Linked DNA regions of Homo sapiens: region 2 is linked to region 1. Evidence: read pairs that join two places in POLR2A ChIA-PET (ENCODE). Cell type or tissue: OCI-LY7. All regions are shown on one strand. Each heading gives the region's core, and the rest is flanking DNA. Links, peaks and the distances in the headings are about the cores only.

The links. Peaks named below come from ENCODE experiments on the same cell type or tissue, not always from the same donor. Only the 100,000 strongest peaks of a DNase experiment are listed, where the experiment ranks them.
Region 2: POLR2A ChIA-PET joins it to region 1 with 7 read pairs; 2 of 35 experiments call an interaction of 5 or more read pairs at or near these places.

What each region holds. Positions count from the first base shown.
Region 1 is chr4:185,580,894-185,587,284 of GRCh38, forward strand. SORBS2 (sorbin and SH3 domain containing 2) reads right to left here. Exons shown (of 27, transcript NM_001395207.1): 27 at 4,630-6,391. Among named protein-coding and RNA genes, the nearest start is that of SORBS2-AS1, 3.8 kb to the right of the region's middle. RefSeq lists an enhancer at 6,129-6,391. In OCI-LY7, for the core only: no CTCF peak of the experiment used is centred there; no DNase peak of the experiment used is centred there; H3K4me3 peaks cover 550 bases; H3K27ac peaks cover 682 bases.
Region 2 is chr4:186,158,918-186,163,917 of GRCh38, forward strand. It overlaps FAM149A (family with sequence similarity 149 member A), which reads left to right. Exons shown (of 14, transcript NM_001395294.1): 9 at 3,928-4,031; 10 at 4,507-4,716. Among named protein-coding and RNA genes, the nearest start is that of FLJ38576, 30 kb to the right of the region's middle. RefSeq lists an enhancer at 1-65. In OCI-LY7, for the core only: no CTCF peak of the experiment used is centred there; a DNase peak (open chromatin) is centred at 2,394.

The sequences.
Region 1 (6,391 bases), core at 1,392-6,391:
TGCTTTGCTTCACACACCTGGCTTTTGCTGATGACATCATCGCCTCTGAGATCATCCGGGAGGGAATGGCCTCCCTGCTCTGGGCTGATCTGAGCCTCAGTAGAGATATTTTTACAATGACTGCTTTGCCCAGAGACATTCTACAGAGATCCTTGTTTATCTCTAGGCACTCGTCTACCTTGTGCTTCAGTCCACCTCAGGGATTGTTTGACTCCTTCCTAGGTGCATTCTGGCTTTATCTCCAGAGTTTGGGAGGAGAAACTGCTTTCTACAAAGGGCCTAGATCTGACAGTCATAGGGCAGAAGATGAGACCATTAGGACTGTGACTCTCAGCCTTTTAATTCCGGATTAAAAAAAAAATCCTTTACAATGATTTACAAGATGATTCTCCTAAGTAGTATGAGTTACCCTAGGGCAGGGCTTCTGACCTCAACACTATAGGCAATTTGGGCTGGATAATTCTTAGTTGTGAGGGCTGGCCTGTGTATTGTGGGTCCAGCAGTGTCTCTGGTCTCTATGCACTAGATACCAGTAGCACCCCTGAGAAGTGCTTGTATATTGCCAAATGTCCCCTGGAGGAGTGACAAAGTCACCCACAGGGAAGAAGCCCTGCGCTAGTACATTATAAAAATATGTTCAATCTAACTTTTTTGAACTATGTCTAATTTCAAAGTAAATGATCTGTTCCATCAATTTTGATTCAAAAAATTGAAACAAACCTCCAGGATGGTTTGGATGTTACATCCAACTGCAATCCACACATTCATTTCTCAGTTTAATCTCTCTCTTCCTTTAGCCATCCCTTCACTGTACAGGTGCTTTTAAAACCTGTGATGGCCTATAGTAGGAAGATTATAAGTATTATTTTCTTTTCTCTCTTCATTTCGCCTTTCCTTCCTCTACCAATTCCTCAGATTACAATAGATTTTCTAACCTGGTGGTAATTTTGTAATTCTTGCTTTGAGGTTTTGAGTTCATTGTATTTTCATGAATCCTGAGGATTGACTTAGACTTTTTCTCCTTTTTTTCATAGACCTCGCTAATGTCAAATTGACTTGAAAACATGATTTATTCACTTTATTTCAGAGTCCTGCTCAAAGGTAAGTGCAGATTATAAAACAGTATGTTCAGGCCAGGCGCAGTGGCTCATGCCTGCAATCCCAGCACTTTGGGAGGCCAAGGCGGTTGGATCACCTGACGTCAGGAGTTCAAGAGCAGCCTGGCCAACATGGAGAAACCCTGTCTCTACTAGCAATACAGAAATTAGCTGGGCGCAGTGGCTTTTACCTGTAATCCCAGCTACTTGGGAGGTTGAGGCAGGAGAATCGCTTGAACCTTGGAGTCGGAGGTTGCAGTGAGCCGAAATCGCACCCCTGCACTCCAGCCTGGGTGACAGAGTGAGACGCTGAAAAAAAAAAACAAAAAACTACCCAGTATGTTCAGTGTGATCCCATTTTTCCCTACACTGCCCACTGCCCCCAACAAATCCACATGTATAGAGAAACACTCAGGAGAATATGTTCCACACTCAAATCCATACCCTACATGGAACTCTTAGTGAACCTGTTTCTTCTTTTTGTTCCTTTATAGCTTTTTAATTTTTCCTACAATAAGCATCTATTGCTTGTGGAATTGAAAAAGAAAAAAAATGCTTGAAAAAATTATTCTCAAGCTCCCTGTGAAATCAGTGCAAGATTCAGCACGTACCCCCTGGTGTTGTTAATGGTAACAAGAGTTGTATTGGAAATGACACTTATTTTTGGAAGACACAGGGACAACTGAGTCACCCATAGTATTTTAGGGGAAAGAATGAAACAAGAAACCCCAAATGAACAGGTGAAGATTTACTAGGCAGATTTCTGTCTTGTACTGAACGTTTTTTGGGTCAAGATTATATGCATGTGCATGAGCTCAGATGGAACTGTCCTGACCTGTGGAGGGGCTGAATTTAGCAGTGAGCTCAGGCTCAGGTCACTTAGAGTCATCCAGCAGAAAATGGCTGGTGTATCTTGGGGCTTTGTATGCTTAAGAGCTGTCCGGCAAGCACGCAGCATTCCTAGAGCACGCTGGGCTCGCCTGTCTCCCATTGATTCAACTCACAGACAGGCTTGTGCTCAGTCAAAACATGTCAGTCATTGAAAGTATATTCTCACTGGTTAGTGTCCTTTTAGAAACCAAACTCAGCTTTCTTCAGGGAAACAATTTGTGCTGATGGGTACACCTCTTTCTCTTCATCCTGTGCACAGTAAGATGCTGCTATGAGGGGGTGTCTGTTCATGTCAGCCCTGCTTGTGAGAATGGTGGAGAGGGAAGGAGGTGGATGGGTGCAGCTGCTCAACCCTGAGTGCACAGCTTCATCCACAATGTGTTTAGCACCAAGCTTACATGGTTTGGAAGAAAGATGACAGGCTTGGGAGATAGACACGTGAGATTCTCAATCCGATTTCAATCAAATATTATGTATAATACCTTACATGTCTGGATAAGTTATTTAACTTCCCAGAGCCTCAGCTCCCTCATCTCTAAAATGGGCACAAAGCAGACTTCCTGTCAGATTTCTTGTGAGCATAAAGATAAGGAACGCATGTGAGGAACAGCCTGGTGTACAGCAGGTGTTCGCTATTTCTTTCCCTCGGGTCAGTTTCCAGTTTCCAGGTGTGTTGCTACCAATCGGCACAGGCAAGCGTTCACAAACGTTTCCTCTAAAGAAACAGAGAGTAAATGCTCTAGGTTTTGTGAGCTAGGAGGCAAAATTAAGGATATTATGTACGTTCTTTCTTACATAATAAAGAGAAAACACATTTCCACCAATTGTTACTGATTTAGGAATATAATAATACAAATAGAGCACAGTTTTTTTTCTAACATAGATCTACTAATGAAAAGAAAAGAACCCTTTTCTGGGGAGATAGCGTTTTACTTAACTGAGGTTCAAAGTTAGAGTTCCCTCTTATCAAGGGGATTGCCAGTGTTCATCTGTACAAACCATTCTTAATTTGCAGGCCATGCAGGAGCAGGCCGTGAGCTGAATTTTGTCCACAGGCCACAGTTTGGAAATCTCTGCTATGGACAGCTTATTAATAGCACCAATCTCTGCTTGTATTCTAACTGTAATCATTAATGGTGAGTAAATAATCTGAAATCATAAGTGATGAATGAACTGTTAGAGAGCTACCATCTGCAGAGGGGGATGAAATAATTAATTAAATAAACAGGCACTGGAAGCTGACAGGATACTTAGTCTTATTTGATCAAATAATTGTGTGTGGCTTTTTTTTTTTTTTTTTTTTTTTTGAGACAGGGTCTCTCTCTGTTGCCCAGGCTGGAGTGCAATGACGTGATCTCAGCTCACTGCAACCTCTGCTTCCTGGGTTCAAGCGATTCTCCTGCCTCGGCCTCCTGAGTATCTGGCATTACAGGCGCGCGCCACCATGCCCAGCTAATTTTCGTATTTTTAGTAGAGACCAGGTTTCACCATATTAGTTAGGCTGGCCTCGAACTCCCCACCTCAGGTGATCTGCCCGCCTCGGCCTCCCAAAGTGCTGGGATTACAGGCATAAGCCACTGCACCCGGCCGTGATCAGATAATTCTTTAAATAATATCTTTCTTTGTGGCTAAAATCTGGAAAACAGCAGGAAGAAATGATCAGGCCACACAAACCAACCACCTACTATGAGAGATCAGGCAGTGGATGATTGTGAAAAGTTACTCAAATAGGTTATTTCTGCATCGAATCAAGTAAGAAAAGGACTTGCTTGTCTTTAGTGATGATGCAGCTAAAGGAGGGATGAAGATCTGGCATGTAAGTATCAGAGGGTCCCTTCCTTCCGCCCTTCCACCCACCTGGATGGACAGGTCAGATGGATCTAGTTATATGACCCTTACACACTCAGATGAAAACAAGACCAAAAGACTATTATGGGGTATATTCTTCACCCAAAGGGATTACATTTTAGCAGAATGCTAATATAGAGTGGGAATTATCCTATGGCATAGAAGGCACCAGAGTGGGTGTTAAGGGGAAGCAACGTGACAAGACATCTTTGATAACCGAGTTGGCAAAAGAGGAATGTCCGTATTTCTGAATATTTAAGAGATAGATATGGAAAAGGGTCAAAACACATAGAGCAAGAAGGGACTAAGGTATATGAGAAAAGATCCAAGCAGGCAAGCTGGCTCTTTCCCATTTGTGTGGCAGAAAGCGGGGACCCCACCGCCACCCATCATTTGAAATTCACTGAAAGCCTGTGGACATTTGCAGAAGCTGCCGAGCCAATGGTGCTGAAGCTGCTTAGGGCAAAGATTTTAAAATTTCAGAGTGTTGAACTGGGAAAGTGCTTACAACTCCTTGTAACTAACCCCTCCTTGGAAAACTAGCTGTTTTGAGGCAGAAATATTTTACAATGTATTGTTTTAACTGAAGGGCAATTTTTAGCCAAAGAACGTTTAGCAAATGAGCTTTGGTGGTGGGTTTAAAAATATTTCTTCTCTGAGCTGATGCTGACACAGCTTTTCTCCATGTTTGTGTTAAAAGAACACACAACAAAATGCATTTTCTCTTAGTTTAACAAGTTGGAATAAAATACACAATTTTTATAAAGATAAATGTCAAGAAGAAAAACTGAAGTATACTTCCAAGCAAAATTTATTAGATGTCTATTCAAGAAAAACACAATGACCTTTGCTTGTAAGAATTCAAAGTCAATTACCTGGAAGCCAGGTATGAATAGTTTTTTCTTTTAAAATCAGATACAGAGAGTAGAAACAGTAATTTTTCTTAAATATGACAGGCAACAGATATTGAAGTCTTTTCTCATAAATGGCATCAAAGAGAATTATTCATTTATCAGCAAAGCTGCATGCAGTTGACTTAATTTCAAACCTGAAGCCTTTAAAATATGAAGCTGGTTATGAACTTGACAGAAATCAAGGTAGGCTACTCAACGATGTTTCTTTACCTTCTTCCTAATGAAATTCCCTTGTCATCAGTCAGTAGATATGTACATTTCATTTGGCTTCTACGATCTTTTAACTTCATAGATTTTTGCATAAATGCTATCTGACAGAATCACACTATCTAGGGGTGCTTGTGATCTGTGAGATAAGGAGAGGCTAGTCTGCTGAAAGTGTTGTCGCAGGATAAAGACCAAATTAGGAAACGCCCCTGTTTTCTCAACAACTAGTCTGTACAAAAAAAGAGCAAACATATGTACAAAATTCTAGAGGCTACGTACATTGTGAAAAGATCAATATCACTGTCCATGAAAGAGATGCCATAAAAAGTTTTATCTGTAAGGTGCTCAAGATCCAAAGATGAACAGTTCTTATGCAAAGTCATAAGAAATACAAAGCTAGTTTTCGGAGCAGGTGTAATTCAGGCACTGTGAACCATATTAAACCTTCCAGGTCCCAATATCATTTTTTAAATTTCTGCTTCAGGGCAGAAAATAAAACCTGAATGATTTAACATTGCTTCTAAAAAGTGCCTAATTTATTCCTAGGAAATATTTTACACACACCAGGAAAATCAGGCTCAACATATTCCTGTCCTCAAATGTAGCCAGGATTCTGAGTTCCATAGAAGAAAAATAATTATTATAGTAAAAATAATTGTAGTAATCCTAATCCTTGCTAAAACCAACTTTAATACTTGTGATGCTTCTGTACTCTATTTCTATAAAATAATGTGTGAGATTCTATTACATTTCCATAAAATGTACAACATATCATATGGATTATATGTTCTCATACAATCTCAAATGTGTATGTGTACACACAGTGAAATCTTACCTACTAGTATTGCTTACAGATACTTTCAGGTGTCTGTTAGAATAATTCTTTGCACCTCTCACTAACACTGCTTTTACTTACATTTTTTCAGATAAATAAAACACTAAGAGCTCATTGTTCATGATGCTGATCATTACATTTTAATATAAAATAGCGATGCAACTTTACAACACAATAGTTTTCCCCTGTAGCCTAGCTCAGCCTCTTGTATTGTCATGATTATTACCGAAGGCTTTTATTTACTTACTGTTTGCACTTCTAAAAAATGCAAACAAATTGCAGAAAAAGACTCCTATTTGAAAACTCACATTCAATCAGCAAAATCACACTCATCCAAATTAACTCGCCTCCTCTTGCTTTAAAGGTTGTAATCACTGTGCATATTACAACATGTATGTGCAGGCAAACAATAGCTAAAGTACAGTTACAGTTGTCATATTGTGTAAACCAAGACACTAGGCAAACTTGTGAAAAGAATACACACTGCCAAGCGAAGAATATGAAAATGCAAACCACAGCATTCCCCAATAAACAATTTTCTGGTCGTCTTGGGGGAGAACATCGCCTGGGGGGAGATGTTGAAATGGAGCCACGAGGCT
Region 2 (5,000 bases), core at 1-5,000, 580 kb after region 1:
AAACAATGATATTCGGGTCTGTTTGCAATGTGATTATTTCATGAAGTTTAACAGAATTACCACATGGCACTGCTCTGAGATGTGAAGCTGTTTTCTACATTTTGGGAGATTAAAAAAATGCTTTCCCCTAATATTTCGAGCTAGTTTGAAAATTATAAATGTTCTCCTTTCTTTCCACCAAAGTGATAAAAGAACCAATGAGTATACATTGGGCTTACTCAGCATTTATTGGTTGTAGTTGAGGCGTTTTGAGGAGATACAGAGGTGAATCCTAGTGATACAAAAGCCGTGACACAGGGTCAGGTGCAATACATTCTGTGAGGGTCGCGCAAAAAAAAACAAAAACAAAAAAAACCTTGTAGAAGAATCAAAGAGAGAGTGATTTGTTCTGATTACAGGAGGGGGATTGGTCTTTTACATTGAAGGTAAAATTTGAGCAGGAATGAGCAAGGCTCTTGTGGGAGAGAACTCTGGGTGGGCCATTTCAGGCCAAGCAAAGGCGTGGATGAGTAAAAGATGGGGCCTGTTTGGGGACTGTGACTGGGCTGAGTTTAGGGGATAAGAAACTGGCAACTGCAGCATAGTGGCAAGAACAGGGGATTAGGAATCGAGAGGCCTGAGAGGAGTATTCTTCTGGATATGTTGTTTAGCTTTTCTGAACTTTAGTGTCCTTAGCTTATAATGAGATTATTATCTTGTCCAAGGGATTATTGTGAGGATAAAATCATAGAAATACCCAAGAGCTCCTACTACAGGGTCCAGCACATACTGAGCGCGTAATAAATTTTTCTTGAATTGCATTTTTATTGAGAGATGTGGTCGCAGGTGAGGCTGGAAAGGATACACTTGTTCACGCGAGGCCTGTAGTGGTGCCAAGGAGGTTGTTTCCACTGCCCACCTTGTGGGGGGAGCAGAGAACACGGGTAAGGCAGGAGTCCTAGTCCTGAGCTACACAGAATTTATAGTATAGTTGGAGGGAGCCCAGCCATGTCAAACAACACACACACACACACACCACACACAGACACACACCACACCACTCATACACACACCAAACACACCACACACACACACTGCACACATCCCCCCACACACCCCCCACACAAACACACACCCCACACAAACACACCACATACCATACACCACGCACACACCACACACCAAACACATACCACATACACACTACACACACCACGCACACACACCACACACCAAACACATACCACATACACACACTACACGCACACACACCACACACCAAACACATACCACATACACACACTACACACACACCACTCACCACACACACCACTCACCACACACACCACTCACACACACACTGCACACACCCGACACAAACACACCACACACCAAACACACACCCCACACAAACACACCACACACCAAACACACACCACACACAAACACACCACACACACAGAAAATACATACCACATACACACACACCACTCACACACACACTGCACACACCCCCCACATAAACACACCACACACCAAACATATATCCCACACAAACACACCACACACCATACACCACACACACACCACACACTATACAAACACATACCAAATACACACATACACACACACTACACACCACACGCACACCCCACACATGCACACATACCACACACACCACATATCATACACACACCACACACATACACCACATGCATACACAACCCACAACACACCACACATGTACACACCCCACACCTACACACCCCACACATACACACACACCTTCACACATACCACACACACTACCACACACCACACACACACCTCACCACACCCCACACACACCACACCACACCACACACACACCACATCACACCACACCACACACACACACACACACACATCTCCCCACATGGGAGACAGTCTAGCTGATAGCAGAGTGAAACTTGCGTATATAGACTACTAGTTCTGGGCTTGATGTCTGCATTTAATACTCCGTGATTGTAAATCAGTCCCTGTTTCTCAAAACCTCAATTTCCTGATTTATGAGGTAGGAAGCTGTGAGAATTAAAGGAGATAAAACATTTTGTGTAGTGTCTGGTGTAGAGTGGACGTTCAATAAGTGTTACCTTTTGTTATAATCAGATGCTAATTATATATTAATAGTCTATATAATCCTTTGTAATTAGATTTTTGTGTAATTTTTTAATTAGATGTAATGTTTTGTAATTATATATATTTTATAATGAGATGTGTTTTGGATCATAAGTCCTCTGGGAGTCAGAAGAAAAATATACTTTTCACAGAGTAGGGTAAGATATGAACCAAGCCCTAAATGACAGGTGTGATTCGTTAACATGAGAAAGGAAGGGAGGCTCTTCAAAGCAAAAGCAAAACTGCACCTGGCGTGGGAGCTTCTAAACCCGCGATCTTTGTGAGACTGAAGGGACACAGGCCTGAACAGAACCTGTGCTTCGGGGAGCAGTGGGGAGAACAGAGCGTCTCAGAGGCTTGTTTCACTCTCTAGTGTAAGTCTTCTGTGCCTTTTCTGTTCTAAAGAAACTTTTGGAATTGCTACCTGCTTATTGTATTTTTTTGGTCTCTTTAAACTGCTCTGACAAGTTCAATACAACATTTCCCACTTAAAAAAAATAGGCAGTATGAATATCACACAAAGAGCAGTGGATGAGCCTTTAAATATCAGGCAAAATAAACAGACCAGAAAAATATGGACATTCTAGAAGCTGAGGCATTTTTTAAATAGCTGTTTTGTTTTTATAATTACTTTGTTTGGATAAATGTTAAAAAAAAATAAGTGGACAGCAAAGTTAACAGAATAAAAATAGAGCCTGCTTTGAAATACTCAAGGTGTTCTAGTTCTAATTATGAAAGCTCTTAAGTTATTCCTCTACATATGATTGTGGTTGCCACATGTGCTCATGAACTAGAACAGAATTCCAGTCCCAGAAATCCTGTTCTCCTACATCTAAATATGGTTATTTGAAAAAATTTTTAATTTACTTTAAGTTCTGGGATACATGTGCAGAATGTGCAGGTTTGTTACACAGGTATACATGTGCCATGGTGGTTTGCTGCACCTGTCAGCCTGTCATCTAGGTAAATATTATTTTAAATCCTAGTTGGTCATATTGTGGGACTGAAGAGGGAGTTAAGAATTACTTAGCCCTTAGCTCACGCTTTCTGTCATCTCATTTAATTCTCTCAATAGCTCTGTGAAGTAGGTATGATTTTTCCCCAACATAAAGATGGGGCCATTAAAGCTCCAAGAACAAAGTAAGCTTTCCAGAATTACAAATCAGGAAGCAGTTAGAGCTGGGGTTCAGACTGATGCTTTCGAGGGTCCAGGCCATCTCACCGCTTCTGGGAAGAGAACCCAGGCAAGTGTGGAGAGGAGGAGAGGAGAGGTCCCAGGCAAGCAGGACAATGAGGAGCCATGATGCCCGGCCTGTGCTTCTCCCAGTTCTCTCTCTGCCTTCCTCACCCTGGAGTTACCAGAGGCTGATACACGTTGACCACACCAGTGCTCCCTTGCCCTCCAACCTCCGGGATCTCAGAGCATGGGGGGAGACTGAAGCACGGCTCTGCTTCCCTGCAGCCTCCCTGCCAGGTCACCCTGGGCTGGTGGCGTTCCTACCCCGTGCAGCTACCCTCTCCGGGTGCAGGAACCTCTCTCTCACTTCTGGCCACTTTGGGCCAGGTGTGCTCAATGTCCCCACTGTTAGGAGCCTTGGGGAATTAACCAATTCGTTGTTAATGTCTCAGCCCACATCTTTATAAAATATATCCCCTTTATTAGTTTTTCCTCCAGTTAGCTGGTGAGTGTGCCGGGTGTTTCCTGCTGATTTCGGACAAGCATCAGTCATTGGAACGGCACTGGGCATTTGTAATTCTTTTTTTTTTTTTTTTTTTTTTTACTGTTCTCAGATTCATCACTTCTCCAGCAGTTTTTATAGTGACATGAATGGTGTCATGACAATTCAAGCAAAACCGCTTCAGCGGAGACCTGCCTATTTTGCTGACAGAACGCAGTACGTATCAGAATCAGTAGTAGTTACCCAGCCTCTTCCCTGTGCTGCAAACACTGGAGCACTGAAGACTGCAGGGGACATGAGATCACGAAGGTCCCATTTAATCCCGTGCTTCAGATGTGCCTGAGCACGTCTGGAAGAGCAGAAACAGACCCTTTAGTACCAACCACAAAACAGTTACTATCGTGTATTTGGTAGGGAGAGATGGGGAAAGGGGAATGTAGTCCTGAAATTCTTAATCTTGTGGGCTTGACTGTTTGATTACTGACAGGGAAAACCTTAGCCCTCTGCCTGTGGATGATTCTTCATTGAAACAGAAACAGAAATGATGGGTCTTTTCATTCATTCAACCCGTGCTTAGGAGTATGTTCTAGGTGCCAGACTGTTCTAGGCAGTGCTCAACTAAGCACAGACAGGTGCGTTCCCTGTTATCACAGCACTCGCAGCTGAGTAGCTCACAGGATTTCCTTCCCAGGAATGAGAAGGAGGACAAAGCATCGGGTGGAGGGGCAGGTGCTCTCTCCTCCGCACCGCACAGACTGGGACGGGCCTCAGACACTCATGGATTATCACCTTCTGCAAAGAAAACACCAGTGCCCTGGAGGCTGCCTTCTCTTGCTTCAGATTCACAGAGACTAAAAACTCCCAACATCTATAGTGACGAAGTTCTTCGGGGAACAAAACTGTGAGTCTCATTTCTTTCATAGTAAACTAAAGGCCACGGAGGACCTAGATGCTTCTCAGTTAGGGTTTATGGATCATCCTGGACAAAGCATCCCTACCTAGTTTTACATAGATGCTTTTCTAATGAGTTCATTGAGCATTTAACATTCCGCTTGCTCCAGTGGTCTACTTAGCTGTATCCTAGGACACAAGGTCAGGCAATGTCCCTGTCACACAGGCGGAATGAGCCTCTGATGCTGGGGGACCTTGGGTGGATTTCAGTGGCCTCATCTGTGAAACAAATAA